Regions from separate parts of the Homo sapiens genome. Here region 1 is linked to region 2. A link is a loop called in an ENCODE intact Hi-C map of the cell type or tissue named here. Cell type or tissue: IMR-90. All regions are shown on one strand. Each heading gives the region's core, and the rest is flanking DNA. Links, peaks and the distances in the headings are about the cores only.

What was found. A loop is a pair of places that touch in the nucleus more often than their neighbours do. Peaks named below come from ENCODE experiments on the same cell type or tissue, not always from the same donor. Only the 100,000 strongest peaks of a DNase experiment are listed, where the experiment ranks them.
Region 1: it touches region 2 in a loop (1.9-fold over the local background); 4 of 110 quality-filtered maps call a loop at or near these places.

What each region holds. Positions count from the first base shown.
Region 1 is chr15:51,755,157-51,765,135 of GRCh38, forward strand. The region is part of intron 1 of TMOD2 (tropomodulin 2); the gene reads left to right. Among named protein-coding and RNA genes, the nearest start is that of TMOD2, 8.5 kb to the left of the region's middle. In IMR-90, for the core only: a CTCF peak has its summit at 4,828 (motif pointing left); DNase peaks (open chromatin) are centred at 3,705 and 4,495; H3K27ac peaks cover 409 bases.
Region 2 is chr15:51,684,071-51,694,049 of GRCh38, forward strand. SCG3 (secretogranin III) reads left to right here. Exons shown (of 12, transcript NM_013243.4): 5 at 4,190-4,332; 6 at 5,149-5,298; 7 at 8,089-8,266. Among named protein-coding and RNA genes, the nearest start is that of SCG3, 7.6 kb to the left of the region's middle. RefSeq lists an enhancer at 8,162-8,456. In IMR-90, for the core only: a CTCF peak has its summit at 4,998; no DNase peak of the experiment used is centred there; H3K27me3 peaks cover 1,449 bases.

The DNA of each region.
Region 1 (9,979 bases), core at 806-8,805, 71 kb after region 2:
AAAAAGTCAATTCTACGTAACTTTAAGGCTTCGTGGTTGTGTAAAATGAGATGCGCTCTTCTGCTATGGCTCTTCCATGGACTGAAATAGCCACCTTTCCTCCCAAAGCCATTTTGAGTTCCTTGGCCTTGGTCCCATGTTTCAGCACAACCTTCCTTAAAGCTGTGATTTCTTGCTATTTCTGCTTTTATGATTTGCCATCCTGTTTTGGCATCAAGGCTGCCCCACTAATTACCTCTTTCACATGTGTCATCACTATTCCTAGGTTCCCCTGGTGAGAGCTAGGTAGGGTGGGGATGAGAAAGTCAACTCCAGGACTGTGAGTGGCAGGAGCTCACAAAATAGGGCACAAGGCCAGCCATGCCAAGCCTGGACATGAGGAGAAAGGAGACAAGCTGGGGCACAAGCCCTAAGAAAGGACCAGGAGGTCCCTCATCAGAGTGGTTAGAGGAGTGTGGAGTCCAGTGAGCTGGGCTGCTATTCAAGCGGTGTGCATGGGGACAACTGTCCTCATTGTTGATAAACAACCATTCTGACTGGGCAGTGTCCCTTCTATACCAGTTGCTAAATGTTTTGCACATCATCTAGGTAAGCACTCACAAGTCAGGGTGCATACAGCATCCATAAGTCATTACAAAACCTGGATCAAAACCTAGCTGGTATAAAATGCCAAAGAAAGAGACAAGATGAGTGAGTCAAAGACCACATAAGCAAGCAGAAGAAAGGAGGGCACATGAATCAAAGGACAAAAAGCAGGAAACCCGGTGCCAATCAGGAAGTTAGAAGAAGCCCATAAGTTCCCAAAGGCAAGAGGAAGGACATGGTTAAAAGCAACAGGCAGTTAAAACCCAGAAAGGCGCAGATCTCCAAGTGGAAGGCAAGGAGATAAATAGAGGTCAAGCAAGAGGAACTCCTCTAAAAACAGAAAAGAAGGCCAAACACAGGGACAAGACAACAGCGGGAAATAGGACCCGCCATGAGAATTAGAAACCAAGAGGCAGGCTGGGCAGACAGCAAGACTTTTTGGCTTTTTGACTGCTTCCTACCCAGGTGGAAATCTATCTCATAGCTTGGCTAGCTTACACTATGGTGGCTTTCTACACCTGGCAATGCTGACCCGCAGCTCTTACAGGTTTTGCCTCTTTATATTCAGCAGATCTTGATGGGGAAAACAGAGGGAAAGAACACCTAAAACACGAGATTATTCCACAACCAAGGACGAAAGAGAAATAGCTTTGACTGAGGGCTTGCGCTTGCTAGACACTGCGCCTAATATGTACATGGTCACCTTAAGTGTCACCTCAGCCTTCTGAGATAAGTACTGTTCTTTGCATGTTTTACTGAGGAAGGACCAGAAGTTTGGAGAGGTTGTCACTGCACACATATCTGCACCATCAGACCTTGGGTTGGTTAACTCCAAGGCCCGTGCTTTTAGTCTTCTGTGTTCTTCTAACCTTGGACAGGAGCAGTCACTAGTGGGCACCTTGTTTTTCAAGTATGATTTAATCTTTGGCAAGTTTGTGTTGTAAGATTGGGAAATACGAGCTCTGCATTCTAGTAAGATCTGTTCCTCTTTCCTCTTTCAGCTTGTTCCTTCCCATTGCCGTACCATATTTCAGACTGAGACTTCTCCTTATCCCGCCTCATTCTGTCCTTCATCCTCTGCAAGTATTTCCCAGAATATATAGAAGTCTTTTAGTTGTTTAAAATAAAACAAACTTAATTGGCCCATCTTCAAATAGCTACATTACAAAACAGGCGGTTGCTGTGTTATATTTGCCCAGCAGCCAGAAATGAATTAAATATCTAAGATCAATTCATGTTTTGTTGGAGGATACATTGATATGCAGATTCTGTTCTAATTTACTAGTTTTAGAAAATGTGGATTTGGTTCTGGTGCAAATCGGTGCACTAATTGTTTAAAATTATGAAATATTGAAGACATATTAAAAAGAATAAAGAGGGCTGAGCGTGGTGGCTCACGCCTGTAATCCCAGCACTTTGGGATGCCAAGGCAGGTGGATCACCTGTGATCAGGAGCTCGAGACCAGCCTGGCCAACATGGTGAAACCCCGTCTCTACTAAAAATACAAAAATTAGCTGGGCGTGGTGGCGGGCACCTGTAGTCCCAGCTTCTCGGGAGGCTGAGGCAGGAGAATGGCGTGAACCCGGGAGGCAGAGCTTGCAGTGAACGGAGATCGCACCACTGCACTCCAGCCTGGGCGACACAGCCAGACTCCGTCTCAAAAAAAAAAAAAAAAAAAAAAAGCCATACTCCTTATTTTCCTTCCCAAGGCTTGTATATTTGGATAATAGGAAGAGTTATTTAAGGGCCCAAGTCATGCTTCCATCAGCTCAAGTCTTTAATCCTATTTTCTGTTTTCCTAACTGGCTCCTGTACTTGCCCACCAGGACTCCTGGAAGCCTTGTTAGGCATTTGCTTCACTCCAGCATGTACATTAGCATCATATTGCATGTTAAATGCTTGCCATGGGACAGACACACCACTGGAGGGGAGGCTGTAGCAGTGCTTGCTAACTTCCCACGGCAGCATTGCTAACAGGACGGAAGACAAATGGGAGCCCTTGGGCAGCCTTGGTGGGGGCAAAAGCAGACCAGCCATGAGCTGGAAAAGCTTTGATTTGACTTTAAAAGCTATGAGAATACTGCATTCTTCTCCACAGTATTTCTATATTTGCTTTTTAAAAATACAGCCTGGGCAATGTAGCGAGACCCTGTCTCTACAAAAAATTTAAAAACTAGCTGAGTATAGTGGGACATACCTGTAGTCTCAGCTGGGGTCAAAGGAGGTGGGGGGAATACTGAGGCAAGAGGTTCACTTAAGCTCAGGAGTACAAGGCTGCAGTGAGCTATGATCACATCATTGCACTCCAGCCTGGGGAACAGAGTGAGACCCTATTTCTAATAATAATAATAATAATAATAATAACTAGCTTTTCCCCAAATCTTCAGATCAAAGTTGTGCTCCAGGAGGATGCAAGTTTTTTTTTTCTCCTCTGACTTTGAGATCCCCTGGTACATTGACACAACATAGGCAATTTGTTTTAACAGCTACTGTTACATAGTATGAACATGTTATTTTAATTAATTAATGTATTTTCCTACTGAAGTATGACATGGCACTTATTTTCTGGGAGTTTGTAGTGTAGCTGGAGAGAGAACCATACATGCAACATACATGAAAAGATAGCAAGATATGTCAAATTGGTGATGTAGGCATACAAATTTAGAGGAAGGGGCAACTTCTGTGGGCTTAGATGATCTCAGAAAGCTCCATCACAGGGAGAGGAAGCAGTGGATAGAGTGGAATGAGCTCTGGACCTGCGGGTTCATTTGAACTCATTTCTTTCACATGACATTTGTTACACAATATTTATTGGATACCTACTTCAGATCAAGAACTGTGCTGGGAGTCAGGATTTTATCAGTGAATAAAACTCATACAGTCCCCCTCCCTCACAGAGATTAGCAAGGAAAATAGAGATAAAGCAAGTAGTTGTAATAAAGCCAAGAACAGATGTGATTAAAGGGGTAGCATGGAGATGGGGAGTGACCCAGACCTTGTCTCCAGGTCCAAACAAGGCTTCCCTGAAGAAGTGAAGCTTGCATGAGACCAGGGGATGAGTAGGATAGCAGTCAGCCAGAGGGGAGTGGGGTGAGAGTGTTCTGAGCAGAGAGAACAACATAAGGCATGATCCAGGCATTGGAATTGGGCCAGGAGGCTGGAGCCAGGAGGAGATGGGGAGTGCAGCACAGGATGAGGCTGACGAAGATGACAGAAGACAGACTGAATTTGAACCTTATCCTCAAGGCAGCAGAAGCCACTGGAGGATTTTAAGTAACTAGAGAAGAGTTGTTTAACTCTGTGCTCACTTTGGCCATTTGTATGGCGAATGGATCAGGAAGGGATAGGGTTGAATGTGGACAATGCAGATGAGTGAAGTGGGTGGATTCTCAACACGTTTAGGTAAGGACAGGATTTGGTGATTGATGGCTGGAAAAGAGACGAGAGAGAGAAGATGTTAAGGATGGCTCCCTGGTTTTTCGGCCAATTTCCTGAAATGGGAGATTCTGGAGGAGGAAAGATGATGAGAGCACTTCTGACATATTTGAGGTGTCTGAGGCAGCCAAGGAGAGATGTGAATTAGGCAGATGGAAATATAGGGGCCTAACCCTCAGGAAAAAAGTCTAGGATGAAGATACAGATTTTGGAATCTCCTGGATATATATTATAATTAAAATTTTGGAGGCAGATGAGTTCCTCCAGAGAGAATATGTAGTATGGAAATAGAAGAATTTATAAGATGAGACCTTGAAGAATGCCAGTATTTAAGGTGGAGGAAGAAGAATTGCTAAAAGAGACCAAAAAGAAATGGTCAGAGAAATAGAAGAAAAACCATCTATGTTGCTGGATTGAGCAATCTTTAAGGACTCTTTCAGCTCTGACATTCTGTGGTCCTGCAGAACTGGGATCTGAGCCAGGTCTCAAGAGCAGAGCGCATAGATAGGCCATGAGAATAGAGAACAGCATTCCAAGTAATATTAATGTATCAGCCAGCATCCCAACAAGAAACGGGATACACTCGAGTAACTTGAGAAAAATTTAATAAAGAGGCTATTTACAAAGATGGGGGGAGGATTTAGGGAATCCAACAAGGCAGAACTCTGGCACCAGCTGCACAAGGAACCCTTACCACCCAAGGCCTGAGGCCAGCCAGGGGCAGGCAGCTGTATGGAGAGGGCTGCCTCTTGGGAGATGTGACCTTCTGGACCCAATCTCCCCCTCCCCTGCTCTCCAGTTTCCTGCTAGTGCCCCCTGTGGGCCAAACAGAAGCCAGACAGAAAGGGAACCCATTGATACAGTCTAAATAGATCATCTTCCTGGAGCACAGAGCAGCAGGGGAGTGGATGTGGAGGTGCAAACAGAAGACAGCCAGAACAATCATCCTGGAAAATGGAAGTATTTGGGTAAGAGGGTGTGTTCATTCCCTATTGCTGCTGTAACAAATTAGCATAAATCCAGTGGCTTAAAACAATACAAACTTATTCTTACTTTTGTGGAAGTTAGAAGTCTGAAACACATGTCACTGGGCTAAAATCAAGGTGTCACAGGACTGTATTCCTTTCTGAAGGCCCTAGGGGAGAATCCATGTCCTTGCCCTTCCCAGCCTCCAGAGGCTGCCCACATCCCTTGGCTCATGGCCCCTTCCACCATCTTCAAAGCAAAAAAATTGCATGACACTGACTCTTCTGCCTTCCTCTTCCATCTTTTAAGAGTCCTTTGGATTACATTGGCACACCCAGATCATCCAAAATGGTCTTTCTATTTTTAAATCCTTAATCTGGGCTGGGCGTGGTGGCTCACGCCTATAATCTCAGCACTTTGGGAGGCCGAAGTGAGTGGATCACTTGAGATCAGGTGCTCAAGACCAGCCTGGGCAACATGGTGAAACCCCATCTCTACTAAAAATACAAAAAATTAGCTGGGTATGGTGGTGCATGCCTGTAATCGCAGCTACTCTGGAGGCTGAGGCAGGAGAATTGCTTGAACCCGGGAGGTAGAGGTTGCAGTGAGCCGAGGTCGTGCCATTGCACTCCAGCCTGGGCAACAACAGCAAAACTCTGTCTCAAAAAAAGAAAAAAAAATCCTTAATCCTTAATCTAATCACAACTCATTTGTTTTGCCATGTAAAGTAACATATAGATGTGAGGAATAGGAGGAGGACGTATTTAGGTGGCCATGATTCTGCCTACCACAGAGAGCAAATAAGCCATTTTAGCCGAAGTGGGCTCCCCAGGAAAGTAACGAGAGAGAAAACAGGAAGTGCAGGTTAAAGCCAAATCATGGGAGCTTTGGAGCTAGATTGTCTGGATTTCATTCTGTGGACAAGAGGGAGCCATTGTAAGTTCTTAACCAGGGAAGTGGCTTGTTAGCAGTGTTGAGAAAAATGATCCAATTATAGTGTTCTGGGTAGCTTACAGGGAAAAACAGAAATCTTTCAAGATGCAATCAGAGTAGTGCAGGTATGAAGGAACAAAAGGCTGAAACAAGAGTGAAAAGAAGGGGTGGTGTGAAAAATGTTGTGCAATAAGGACCTGCAGGAGGTGCTGACCGGCTGGACTCAGAAAAAAAAGTGGGAGAGTCTGAAGCTGGTCTGAGTGTTGGGAGTGTCTGACTGGTAGATTAATCTAGACGGCAACTCTGTTTAGAGAAAAATTGGGAGTTTAGGTTTAGTTAGAGAATCCAGCAATAGAAATCCAAATAGAGGCTGGGCACTGTGGCTCATGCCTGTAATTCCAGCACTTTGGGAGGCTGAGGCAGGAGGATTGCTTGAGCCCAGGAATTCAAGACCAGCCTGGGCAATATAGTAAGACCTCATCTCTGCAAAAAAGAAAAAAAAATTTAATTAGCTGGGCATGGTGATACACACCTGTAGACCCAGCTACTCGAGGGACTGAAGCAGGAAGATCATTTGAGCCCAGGAATTGGAGGCTGCAGTTAGCTATGATCAAGCCAGCCTGGGCAACAGAATGAGACCCTGTCTTTAAAAAAAAAAAAAAATTCAAATAGAATCTTATAAACTCTAAGATACCATTGATTGTAAAACTCTCCAGTATTTTATGTATCACTAAGAAAAAAAGGCTGGCAATCAAAATATAACATGTTTTCTTAAAAATACAAATTTTTGGCCGGGCACGGTGGCTCATGCCTGTAATCCCAGCACTTTGGGAGGCCGAAACAGGCAGATCACGAGGTCAGGAGATCGAGACCATCCTGGCTAACACTGTGAAACCCTGTCTCTACTAAAAATACAAAAAAAATTATCCGGGCGTGGTGGCGGGCACCTGTAGTCCCAGCTACTCAGGAGGCTGAGGCAGGAGAATGGCATGAACCCGGGAGGTGGAGCTTGCAGTGAGCCGAGATTGCGCCACTGCACTCCAGCCTGGGTGTGAGTGTGAGACTCTGCCTCAAAAAAAAAAAAAAATACAAATTTTTGGCTGGGCACAGTGGCTCATACCTGTAATTCCAGCACTGTGGTAGGCCAGGCTGGGAGGATTGTTTGAAGACTGGAGTTGGAGACCAGCCTGGACAACATAGTGAGATCCTGTATCTTCAAAAAATAAAAAAAAAATAGCCCGGCATGGTGGTGCACACCTGTAGTCCTAGCTACTTAGGAGACTGATGTGGGAGAATCGCTTGAGCCCAAGAGGTCAAGGCTGCAGTGAGTTGTACTGACATACAACTGAACTCAAGCCTGGCAACAGACTGAGACCGTGTCTCAAAAAATAATAATAATTTTTACTTTATTGAAAGAGCTGTTTTCGACTTCCACATAGGTTTTTTGAAATCTTTTTTACTGAAGTGTAAATGACATACAATAAAGTGCACATATTTCAAGTGTACAGTTTGATAAGTTTTGATATATGCATGTATGTGTGAAACCATCACCACAATCAAGGTAGTAAACATATGCAACATCCCCAAAAGGTTCCCCATGCCCCTATGTCATTCCTCTCATCAGCCCCTCCCACCTCTCTCCCATGCCTAAGCAACTGTGATTTCTTTCTGTCATATAAATTAGTTTATGTGTTCTAAAATTTTAGATAAATGGAATCCTGCAGTATACATTCTTTTTGGTCTTCTTTCTCTCATTATAATTATTTTGAGGTTCATCCATGTTTTTGTGTACATCAATAGTTCATTCCCTTTTATTGCTGAGAAGTATTCCATTATGTGGATATACGACAATTTGTTTATTTTTATTTATTTATTTAGGGACAGGGTCTTATTCTGTTGCCCAGGCTGGAGTGCAGTGGTGCAATCATAGCTCACTGCATCCTCGACCTCCTGGCTGAAGCAATTCTCCCACCCCAACCTCCCGAATAACTGGGACTACAGGCATGTGCCACCATGCCCAGCTAATTTTTAAAAAAAAAAATTGTAGAAACGGGGTCTCACTGTGTTGCCCAGGCTGGTCTCAAATTCCTGGGCTCAAGAAATCCTCCTGCCTCAGCCTCCCAAAACATTGGGACTACAGGCGTGAGCCACTGCACCTGGTCACAATTTGTTTTTTATTCATTTACTATCATTCACATTGTTTTCAATTTTTGGCAATTACAAATAAATGTGCTATGAATATACATGGATTTTTAAAATCATATATCTCTCCTGTGCATACATTAAAAGGGGAAATGTAAGTGAAATGCATTCATTAGTTGATATTCTTAAAACTTCTTCACACTCAGAGTCCAACATTTTAGATCACTATTTTACTTATCCATATCTGGTTCTTTTCCACATAATAATTTCCTCTGTGCCATCGAGTGGTAATTTAAAAAATCTGTAAAAAAACAAAACTAAAACTAAAAGCCATTGAACTGGGCACTTAAACTCACTCTGTAATTATGTGGAACTGTCCTAATCTGGGCCTCTCTTCAGGAGTGCTGCTAAACATACCTGCATTGTCACCTCCCCACGATTGTCTGCTTTCTAAATTTTAAAAGAGTATTCCACAGTTGTCCCTGGGATTTCCTTCCAAGACCTTTACATCCACTCTGCTAGTTTTGAAGTTGGTGCTTTTGATATTTAGGTATATACAAGCAATGACAAGTACATTTTTACTGCTGCTGGGACAACAGTAATTGTAGGACACCATGAATTCTAAGACACATCTCAATTTCAGAATGTTAAATGTGGCAAAGTATGCATTTTAGAATCCATTAAGTAGGGTGCTTCAACCAATTCATTTGATGGATAAGGGCCTGGAAGATGCCATCCTTGTCCTGTGTGATGCAGTAAGTTAGTGGTAGCTGGCACCAGAACAAAGTGTATAGGATCCAATTGGTTTCTCTGACTTTAGTAGAATTTTTGTTTGTTTATTTACTAGAATATAGTCATTAAAGATTTAAAAAAAAAAAAGGAGGGCTGGGAGACCTCATCTCTACAAAAAAAAATTAAAAATTAGCTAGGCATCGTGGCACATGCCTGTAGTCCCGGGCTTCGTGTTGCACACTTGTAATCCCAGCTACTCCAGAGGTTGAGGTGGGAGGATCACTTGAGCCCAGGAGCTGGAGGTTGCAGTGAGCCGAGATGGTACCACTGCATTCCAGCCTGGGCAACAGAGGGAGACCCTATCTCTAAATTAATAAATAAGAAGCTGAGCTAATGGAAAAGAGCGTTGCATTGCATGTGAAAGGGGTATCGACACAGAAACCACAAACCTGAACATTGTGAGCCGTTGAATTCACAAAGGAAAGGGAACACTATTCCAATAGCCCTTAAGAGGCCCACCTGCAGCCAGTCTCGTTCCATGCCAACTCATTCTTCATTCTTATGATTTGAACTCATAAAAAAAGATTGGCGTGCTCAGATCACTCCCCTACTTTAAGAAGCTGTGGTGGCTTGCCATTCCCAACAGAATAAAGTTCAGGTCCCTTAGCAAGGCGCAGAAGGAAGGCCCTTCACAGATGTCCCACCCTCGTCTTTAGTTCTTTCCTCTCCCTTCCTCCATGAATCCCCCTCTGTAGCCATGCCGCCTGCTCTACCAGCATATCATTTACTGTCTTATCCTGTACCCCTTTGTGCTGTTCCCTTTTCCTAGAATGACACTTGCCCATTCATGTCCACCTTATGACCTCCTCCTTCAATGTTCAAACACAGCCTCTTTTTCACAGTTTCCCCTCAAACTTCCCCCACTTACTCAGTGATTATTTCCCCATGTGTTTTCAAACCTACTTTTTACATTATGTCTAATACTTACGGCATTATTGCTGTTTGTGTGAGAGTCTCACTAAGCTGTGATCTTGGGGAGAGGGGGCATTTTGATAAATATAATTTTTTTTTTGAGAGAGTCTCACTCTGTCACCCAGGCTGGAGTGCAGTGATGCCATCTCAGCACTGCAACCTCTGCCTCCCGGGTTCAAGCAATTCTCCTGCCTCAGCCTCCCGACTAGCTGG
Region 2 (9,979 bases), core at 918-8,917:
TCTTTAGGAAAGGCACTACTATCCATCCAGTTTTTTAAAGACAGAAATCTAGGATCAAACTATTTATCTTTTCCCTCACCTCTCAAATTCTAATCTGCCAAAACTTACTAATTTTATGTCTGTGTATCTCTCAATTGTTTTTCTCTGTACTTGTCCAAACTCCAATCCTTGTCCAAGCTCCAATTATGTCTCATGTAAACTATAGCAAAATCTACAGTTCTCCCAGCAACCACTCCGCCTCTCCCCAACTCATTCTTCATTTGGCAGCCAATGTGGTAGTTTCCTTACCCGAAGTCAGGAGTTCAAGACCAACCTGGCCAACATGGTGAAACCCCATCTCTACTAAAAATACAAAAATTAGCCAGGAGTGGTGGTGGGCACCTGTAGTCACAGCTACTTGGGAGGCTGAGGCAGGAGAATCACTTGAACCCAGGAGACAAGGGCTGCAGTGAGCCAAGACCACGCCACTGCACTCCAGCCTGGGCGACAGAGCCAGACTCCATCTTAAACAAACAAACAAAACAGGAAAACCAAAGTCCTTAATGAAGCTTGCACAGTCCTGCATGGACTGCTTCCTGACTACATTTCTAGGTTCATCCTGCACACATAATCTGATAGAAACCTTGTTCTTGCCCTTCATGGCACTTCATGCAGTTTGTAATTTTACCTTCATAAGTGTGATTATTTATGATTAATGCCTTTCTCCAAAACTAAACTGAAAACTTCATAAGAATAGAGACATTGTAACCCCAGTGCCTGGAAGCCCATGAATTCATTGAATAAATTTATGAATGAATGAATGAATGAACAAATGAAATAATATATGAGGGAATAAATGAACTGCCATACCTAGGCATTAAGAAGGAAAGTGTGTTTTTCATTTTTGAGAACCAGTGCTTAGGAGTAAGTACAGGTTTTCTTCCCTGTCCTTATTCTGTTCCATAGCTACAGGAGATTTATGTTGATTATCTCTGCCAGAAAACAACTGACTATTAAATTGGACTTTCATAGGACATAATAACCTAGGAGTGTTCTGAAGTGTCACGTGTACCTATGAAGTGGGATGGAGGCAATGGGTTTATATTTTGACATATATCATATGCCATGCTACTCAGGGAAATTTACTTTTTAAAATCTTGAATTCGACTTTTTTACCTAAAATATTGGGACTACAAATAGACACTGATTATAACTGCATACAAAACAGATTCAACCACTTCAACTGAAGTGATCATTTGATTTAATAAAATAGCCTAATATTGAGTTGGCTGGATTGGTCAAACTTGTTGTACATGCAGGCAGAGACATAGATCTGTTTTTGATCTGACCGCTAATTTGAGCAACTAATTTTTTAACTGTTCAACATTTTATTACCATCCCAAGTATGTTTGGAACTACAAAGTGCTAGTCCTAATGACTTCAGGTTTACCGTAGGAGGTATTAACTCCACTTGAGATCACAGAGAAGACAGGCCAAGGTTCTTGGAGAAAATGATTTGTGAGTAAGCTTCTGGTCTCCCCTTGTGCTCTGGAAATCCTGAAACCAGAGGGTTTTTGGCCACTAAGTTGAATAGAACCTCAGATGCATGTAGACTTCATCCCAGAGGGGAAGGTAAAGGAAGCTAACTTCTGCCGGATGTGTTCCCAGACCTACTCTCGCCTTTAGGAAGCTTCCAAACAGGCTTGTACTATAGGACCCATCAATTCTCCTTTTCAGTGTTTTCTATAGTATGCACAATTTAGGATCTTTCCAAATTTCTCTTATAAAGTAGTGCTTTGGGGCTCCTGTATGCATTCGAATATTTATTGAGCAATTGCTATGTATTGGACTATGAGGTAGACAATAAACCCTGTGTAGTCAGGGAGCATGCCTAACCTTTACATCACTCTATTTCCAGTGTCTGACACATAATAAGACTTTAATTAAAATATATTGAACAAATGAATGTCAAGTGCTATGTTAGATGCTAGGGATTCAAAACATAACTGGGCAGATGATGACTTGGGACATGACCCTTTGACATTCACTTAGAATGTTGTGGCTACTTAACAAAAGTTATGTGTTAAACCCATGTTTGGCTCCCCTCTGGGAGTCTATACATGGAGGGTGAAATACCCCTTCATGAGCAGGAGGGAAGCCATTCTGAGTCATACTATCCATTTTAGAATAGTGAAGGAAATCAGGGAAAGGTGAGGAGCAATGGTCACACGTTCCACTGTTTACACCATCCAGCAAAGCACTGCTAGGGGAGACCTAAGTTCCTGGCTCAAGAGAGTACAGCAGTGCAGCAGAGCAAAGACTCTTCAGTGGGTTACTAACATCCTCCCTGTTGTGAAGTAAATGGACTGAAAAACAGTCATCTCAGTTATTTTCCAGGTCTAGGAGGCAACCAATATTCCTCCTTTTACGGATCCTGAGGGATAGATAAGTGGGAAGGGAAATAAATTCTTCCACCTCTGCATAGACTGGGGCAGTTTCTGCTCTATGTATTCCTGACAGCCTGACTTGCAATCCGCAAATGGAAAAATCAGACACATAATAGTGAGTCTCTGCTCCTGAAAAATAGATGACGATCCAAATTTTCAGCCAGCCAGGAGGAGAACTGATTTTATGTTTGTTTGTTTGTTTGTTTGTATGTTTGTTTGTTTGTTTTTCTTAGGGGCTTTTCTGCTTTTTTGTCTCTCTGGTACTCAGCTCAAAGGGCTCATGGCTCATGGGCTGGCCAACAGCTCAGCAATTTTGTACTGACAGAGAACTTCCAGTCCTCCATGTATAATTACCCCCACTCATTTTCCTAAGCTTCTTTCCAAACAAGAAAGAGATATTCTGCCTGAGGCTGCATATACCTCTATTTTCATAGAGTCTGAAAGAAAAGCCACGGGATAAATTCCCTGTCCAAATCCCCAAAACCCATGGAAGAAAAGAGCAGAATCAGAATAGAAATACTAGGCTCTTCTTTCTTTGAGTGAATATGATGAGGATTGTCTGGGCAGAATCTGGCCGGAGATTCAATTTCCATTTTCTCTAGGAGATAATTGCTGTTCCTTTGTTTCAAAATACAAATCCACTGTGCATAATAACAATAATACATTAGCTTTCATATATTAGGTTGGTGCAAAAGTAATCGCGGTTTTTGCCATTACTTTTAATGGCACAACAATCCCATGAAATAGATACCTTGTTAGACTCCTTTACAGTGATCCAAGGATATAGCTAACCAGAGATATCACTGGGGCTAAAATTCTGATCTTTCCAATCTTTCCAGAGGAAACAGGGAGAATTAAGTGCATTGTAAATTTGATCCATTCAATGTAGTATAGATTGGAGATGACTAATAATTGATTCCTGGAAGATCTCCATGGATGTGCTACAATGCTTCATTGCCACCAGCCCTTTCCCTCAGGATGGGCCCTTACTTTAGTCTGAAGTTGTATTGCCAAATGTATTCCTAGGAGAGCCAAGGGAGCATATGAGCATGCTTCTCTGCAAAGATTTACATATTGCTTTGTGCAGATCTGTTGCCATATTTTAAAAGTTTAAATTCCGGGCACATAAACTACAGTAAGATCCCTGTTCTCTAAGGATGAGTTTTGTCACCTTAAGCTGCCTTTTTTACATAAAGACACTCTAATACAAGTTCAATTAGAAGTAAATATTTATTTTAGGTGAGTCATAAAATCTTCAGTACACACTGTCTGATTCTGGGTGTGAGGTAGAAGTCCCTGCCCCTACCCCAGGAATTTGCCTGCAAAGGTAGTACATGTGGGGATATTACCAAACTATCTATTCCCTGTATGGAACTGGAATATCAAATCATACAATATATAGAAGGGTACATTGAATAATATGACATGCTATATAAATATGGCATACTATGTTAATAAAAAGTATAATATGGTTTGTATTATTGGTGATAACAATAAATGGAGACTACTTTTCTGTTGCCTTTAGCTTTTCCTTCCTCTTATAGTCACCTAAGAAAGTTTCAGAATGTCCATTATCATACTAAGTTTTTAACATGAAGACCAATTTTATTTCAAACCGAGGGTTTCTGTGGACCGAGAACCACCATAAATACATTTCAAACATATCTGAATATACAAAAGCGAAGTACAGATTATAAGTATAATATGATGCATGAAATAGATCTATGATCACTATGGTGTGAAGTTGTGGTCGTTCTGTCTAGATGATCCAGATGGTCTTCATCAACTAGACGGGACTCCTTTAACCGCTGAAGACATTGTCCATAAAATCGCTGCCAGGATTTATGAAGAAAATGACAGAGCCGTGTTTGACAAGATTGTTTCTAAACTACTTAATCTCGGCCTTGTAAGTCATTTGGTAGGAAATAAACCAAATTCCTAGTGCAGTTTAGAGTATGCCAAGAAGCCAAGTCACTTGCCTCAAGTAGCCAAGTGTTTATAATGTGTCTTCCTTCTACTAGGACCCGTAGGTTTTAAGGACAAGCAAAGCACCATTCTTTTTTTTCTAGGAGTTTATCATCCATCAGAAGAACTAGGCAAGTAGACACACGCCCAAAATGCCAGCTGCTTAAAAACCATAAGAGCCAGAGAATAGCTTATATCCAACTGGCAGTAAGGAAAGGCTTCAGAGGAAGAGGCGTATGAAGGAAGCTTAGAGGGATGGTTAGGATATAACCAGCAGAGGTAAAAGACATGTATGTGACAAAAAAAGAAATAACATGAGCAAAAGCATGTGATGTGTATTTTTGAAACTCCAGGTGATCTAATTTGAATCCACCTCAGCTTGGCTCTTCTGCCCTGACCTGGCCCTGACAGGCTTTATTAAGATGCTAATTTTGTAGGATGTCAAAGGTTATCTGACTATGACCCAAAGCTGTGGAGGGGCAATGCTCAGGGTGTTTCTCAAAATATGTGGTCCATGGGTTTCAACAGATAGAACTAACAGCTTGCATGGTGGGCCCGAAGATACTTCTTCCAGGAGTGCTGAGCAATCCCTATAACAGCCAGCATGTGGTGCAGGCGTAAGTGAGGGCTGTCTGAAAGATGGTTCAGAAGATTCCTCTTTAAAAAATACATGTTTGACTACAGTTTAGTCCACATTATTTTTTAATAACAAGACTGGGAATATAGCAGTTATATATGTTTTGCCTTTTTATGATAGATCACAGAAAGCCAAGCACATACACTGGAAGATGAAGTAGCAGAGGTTTTACAAAAATTAATCTCAAAGGAAGCCAACAATTATGAGGAGGATCCCAATAAGCCCACAAGCTGGACTGAGAATCAGGCTGGAAAAATACCAGAGAAAGTGGTATGTATGTGTATATATGCATATGCATGGGGGTGTGTGTGTGTGTGTGTGTGTGTGTGTGTGTACTTCTATCTGTATAATAATTGCCTTACTTGATACCAAAGAAGATTTGAGGTATGTGGCATTTTTAGCCCATTTATATTCAGGCCAGACATGTTGGCTCAAACCTGTAATCCCAGCACTTTGAGAGGCTGAGGTGGGAGTTGAGACCAGGAGTTCAAGACTAGACCTGGCAACATAATGAGACCCCCATCTCTACAAATAAAAATAATTAGCTGGGTGTGGTGGCACAAGCTTATAGTCTCAGCTACTCAGGAGGCTGAGAGGAAGATCGCCTGAGGCCAGGTGTTTGAGGTTGCAGTGAACTATGATTGCACCACTGCATACCGGTCTGGGTGACAGAGTGAGACCCTGTCTCAAAAAATTAATTAATTAATTAATTTAAAAATATGTATATACATAAAATACCAAAAAGTTAAAAGATATAAATGATCTCTACTCTGAAAATAATGTAAAGATTATGTTATATTCTATTATTTGGTAAAGATTACATCTTATACCCCACAGTAAAATAATACATAATAATATGTGAAGTAACAATATCACATAATAACATCTGTGTGTACAGTCCCAGTGAACTGCAAGCAAACATCTCACAGTTCTTTTGGTATCCAACATCTGTTCACAGCAGATGTCATCATCTGTGCCCAATCCCCCCACAAAGAAGTGGGTTGACTAGATCTTCTGCTACACCAGCTTTTGTGTTCCCCAGAGCTAGCTGCCTAATGCTGCCTCTCTGTTCTTGGCAATGCTCTTCCACCTGCTCCTTCCCCTTTTCATTGGTTTAGATGCCTATTTACCCAGGCTAATTTCATCCTTCCTTCCCTTTGTTGGACTCCTTGCGTCTTCATTTTTTCCTTAGCACCAACCAAGCTGTTGAGATCTTTCTCCCCACCTTGAATTCTCTTTAAAACTTTAGATGAAACTGACCATAAGGGGATATCAAATTCCTCATCTGTCCTTTGATTTTCCTCTGTAAAGCACCCAGACCCATGGCTCCTCATCTCCTCCAGCATCTTATCTCAAATACAAAGACTATAGAGGCTGATGGTTCTGTTTTAGAGAGGAGAGAAAATAGAAATTGGGTCTGGATTTCTTTTTTTTTTTTACTGGATAGCCTAAAAACTTTCCTCTGCTCTCCTTACTTCCAATCCTCACCAGCTGCCATCTTTTAAAGCAGCTTTTGAAGATTCACCCACTCAAAAAAAAAGTTCTAGATTTATCAAAAAAAAAAACCCTTATGACTTTTGCTCAAGCTTACCAGTCTGAGCTAAAATGGACACAGCTATTTCCATAATTCTTCATTCCCATTACATACTCCTATTCACCTATCTCTAAAATGTTCATATGCTTGACCTGTTTACTCATGTTACCTGAATGCATCAATGCAAATAAAACACAAATGAAATATTATTTCAACAAATATTTATTGAATACTAACTCTGTACCAAGCACTGGAAATACCATGCCTATTTAAAAAGACATAATCCCTGACTCATGAAGCTCAAAGTCTAGTGGAAGAGGTAGATCATGTTTAAATCATCATGTATTTTCATTACAATTGCATTAAGTGCTCTGAGGAAAGAAACATGGTTCTATGAGACCTCAAAAAAGGAGGCTGACCTGGACTTAGGCTCAGGAAATGCTTCCCTAAGGAAGTAACTTGAGCTGAGAACCGAAGATCAAATAGGAGTTAACTTGTGAACATGAGAGGCAGCACATAGAGAAGGATGTGTGGAGTATCCAAGCAACTGAAACAAGCACAGTGTTGCTGGCACAGAAAGAAAGAGCAAAAAGAGAAGAGACTGGGGAGGTGGACCCAGGCCAGACCATGCAGCGCCTTATGAGCCATGGATGGACTCTGATCTTTATTGTAAGAACCATGAGAATTTTCTGGTCCCCTGAAGAATTTTAAGCAAAGGAGTTACATGATCAGATTGTTAAAAAGATAACTCTGGCTATAATGTGGAAACGCAGTATTGGGCATAGATTTGGGGAGGGTGATGTTGCAGTTAGCAGGTGAGAAATGAAGGCTGCTTGGACTAGAGTGGCATAGTGGAGGGAGAAATGTGCAAATTTGGGATAAATTTTGAAAGTGGGGCCAACAAGGCTACTGATGGATTGGATGGGGGAAAAGGAAGAAGAGGCAAGAAAGGCTGTTAAATTTCTATCTAGTTCACTGAATGGAGAATGAACCATTTACTAAGATGCAAGTCACTGAACAAAAACCAGGTCTGAGAGAAAGATTTTGTACACTCATCCAGACAGCACTTAAACTTTACCCAAAAATTCCCAGGTGTGACTGCTCTGCTAGGGATAGACATTCTAACAGGCTTTCCTGTATCCTGGCACCAGCCCTCCTGGTGGATTCTGTGAACTCAAAGCTTCCCTCTTCATTAAAAGGCAGTTTTTCCTGGGGAGACTCATGATAATTTATGGAGGTAAACATGGCCAGAGAAAGAGCCCAGAAATTCCCGTTTTTCCCCTGAGCAGGAGCTGGGGTCTTCAGGGGGTTTTCCCTGAGGTAGAGCACCTTTCCCTGAGCTTCAATGACCTTTTCAAATGACAAGAGCACACATATCTAGAAATGGGTTTGAACCTGCAGGAGCTTGCAAACGAGGGGGAATTCTTGCACTTCACATTTAAGGGCATCACAAAGGAAGGAATCAAGCTGGAGTTTCACTAGTTCTAACAAAATGTTCATTTTTTATTGATTTTTCCCCACTGGAGACTCCAATGGCAGCAATTCAAGATGGTCTTGCTAAGGGAGAAAACGATGAAACAGTATCTAACACATTAACCTTGACAAATGGCTTGGAAAGGAGAACTAAAACCTACAGTGAAGACAACTTTGAGGAACTCCAATATTTCCCAAATTTCTATGCGCTACTGAAAAGTATTGATTCAGGTAACCACTGTGTGGTTGTGATTATGTGGAACAGAAAGAGTGATTCCAGGAAATGTATGGGTGTGTTCTTTTCTTCCTGTTTTCAGTTTCCAAATGTAATCTCCAATGACATACACTGTGGGCTTGGGGAAAAGGGTTCACATCGATTTTTTTTTCCAAAGGAGCATGCCAGTTATGAAAATATTTAGGAAAGGTGATGTTTCTGGATAATTTAATCTTCTTGTTAACAGAAGGTTCATTTATTTGTTCAGCAAACAAATACTGAACGTGTGCTATGTACAAGGTGCTGGAAAAGACCTAGCACAAAGATGGATATGAACCAGGCAGTGTCCTTGCTCTGACCCAGTTCAACCTCAACTCTTATTGCAACTCTTTTTTTCTCAGCTTGATTGAGGTATAATTGGCAAACAAATATTGTATATATTTAAGGTGTACAATTTGATGTTTTGGTACATTTATACATTGTGAAATGATTATCACAATGAATCTAACTAGTGTATCTATCACCTTATAGTTAACATTTTTTTCTTTTTTTTCTTTTATTCTTTTTGTGTGTGTGATGAGAACACTTAAGACCTACCCTCTTAGCTAATTTCAAGTACACAGTACAGTATTGTTAACTATCACCACCATGCTGTACATTCTCCAGAATGTATTCATCTTGCATAACTGAAATTTCATACCCTTTGACCAACACCTCCCCATTTTTCCCTCCCCTTAGCCCTTGGCAACTACCATTCTACTCTCTTCTTCGATGAGTTTGACTATTTGAGATTCTACATATAAGTGAGATCATACAGTATTTGTCTTTCTTTGCCTGCCTTTTTTTATTAGCATACATGTTGTCATACACACACACAAAAGTAGGAAGGAAATCCTTCCATTTGTAACAAATCTTTCTTTAAAAGGCTCTACTCACTTTCCTTAATGGAAACAGTGTATGAAACCTAATTCATCCTTTTTATATTATTCAAGAGATCTTTATGAACAGTTTCAGTTTCAGCCTTTATGAACATTTTAACTTCAGAGTTAAAATGGAGAACATTAGACTGAAGGAATCTGGGAACCTCAAACACACTTGGGAAATTATTTGTTTTTGTTTTTGTTTTTTTAAAGCTAAGTATTTCATGCATCCTGATCTCTTTGCTCATATGTGCAGTGAGTTAACTGAGGATTCAGTCCATGTTTATTTTGGTTAATCTGCAAGGAGGATAATAATGTGCAATGTTTCTGTTGTTATTGTTCAAACAGATGCTCTGGACTGCCTTCATGGCTTTTTCTTTCCCTGTTCAAGGATTCAGCCCCAGATTGAACATTTATATAAAGACTTCTATAATTGTAATCTATTTCTCCCAAGAAGTGACCTTAAAATAAGCTTTCATTTCTGGAGAACATCCTTTGTGCTTCAATTCCAGACATTGGCCAGATGGCACCGGCCACTCTGCTGGCTCTGCAGGGCTTGTACATCTTGAGGGTCCATTCTGAGCCATCTTGCCCCATTGGTTGGCAGATGCCCTACTCAGAACCTCTGTCATCCTGGTGAGTCACTTCTCATCAGTGAAGAGCAGCAGCGTGATGCCAAATACTTCTACGGATGTGTCCTTGAGCAAATAATGTGATAGCTGAAGTTACTATTTATCAGTTCTTTTCCAAGACCTCTTCCCCTGACTCTTCTCCCATTTTTCCTCCCTCTCAACCCATGACTTTATGGCA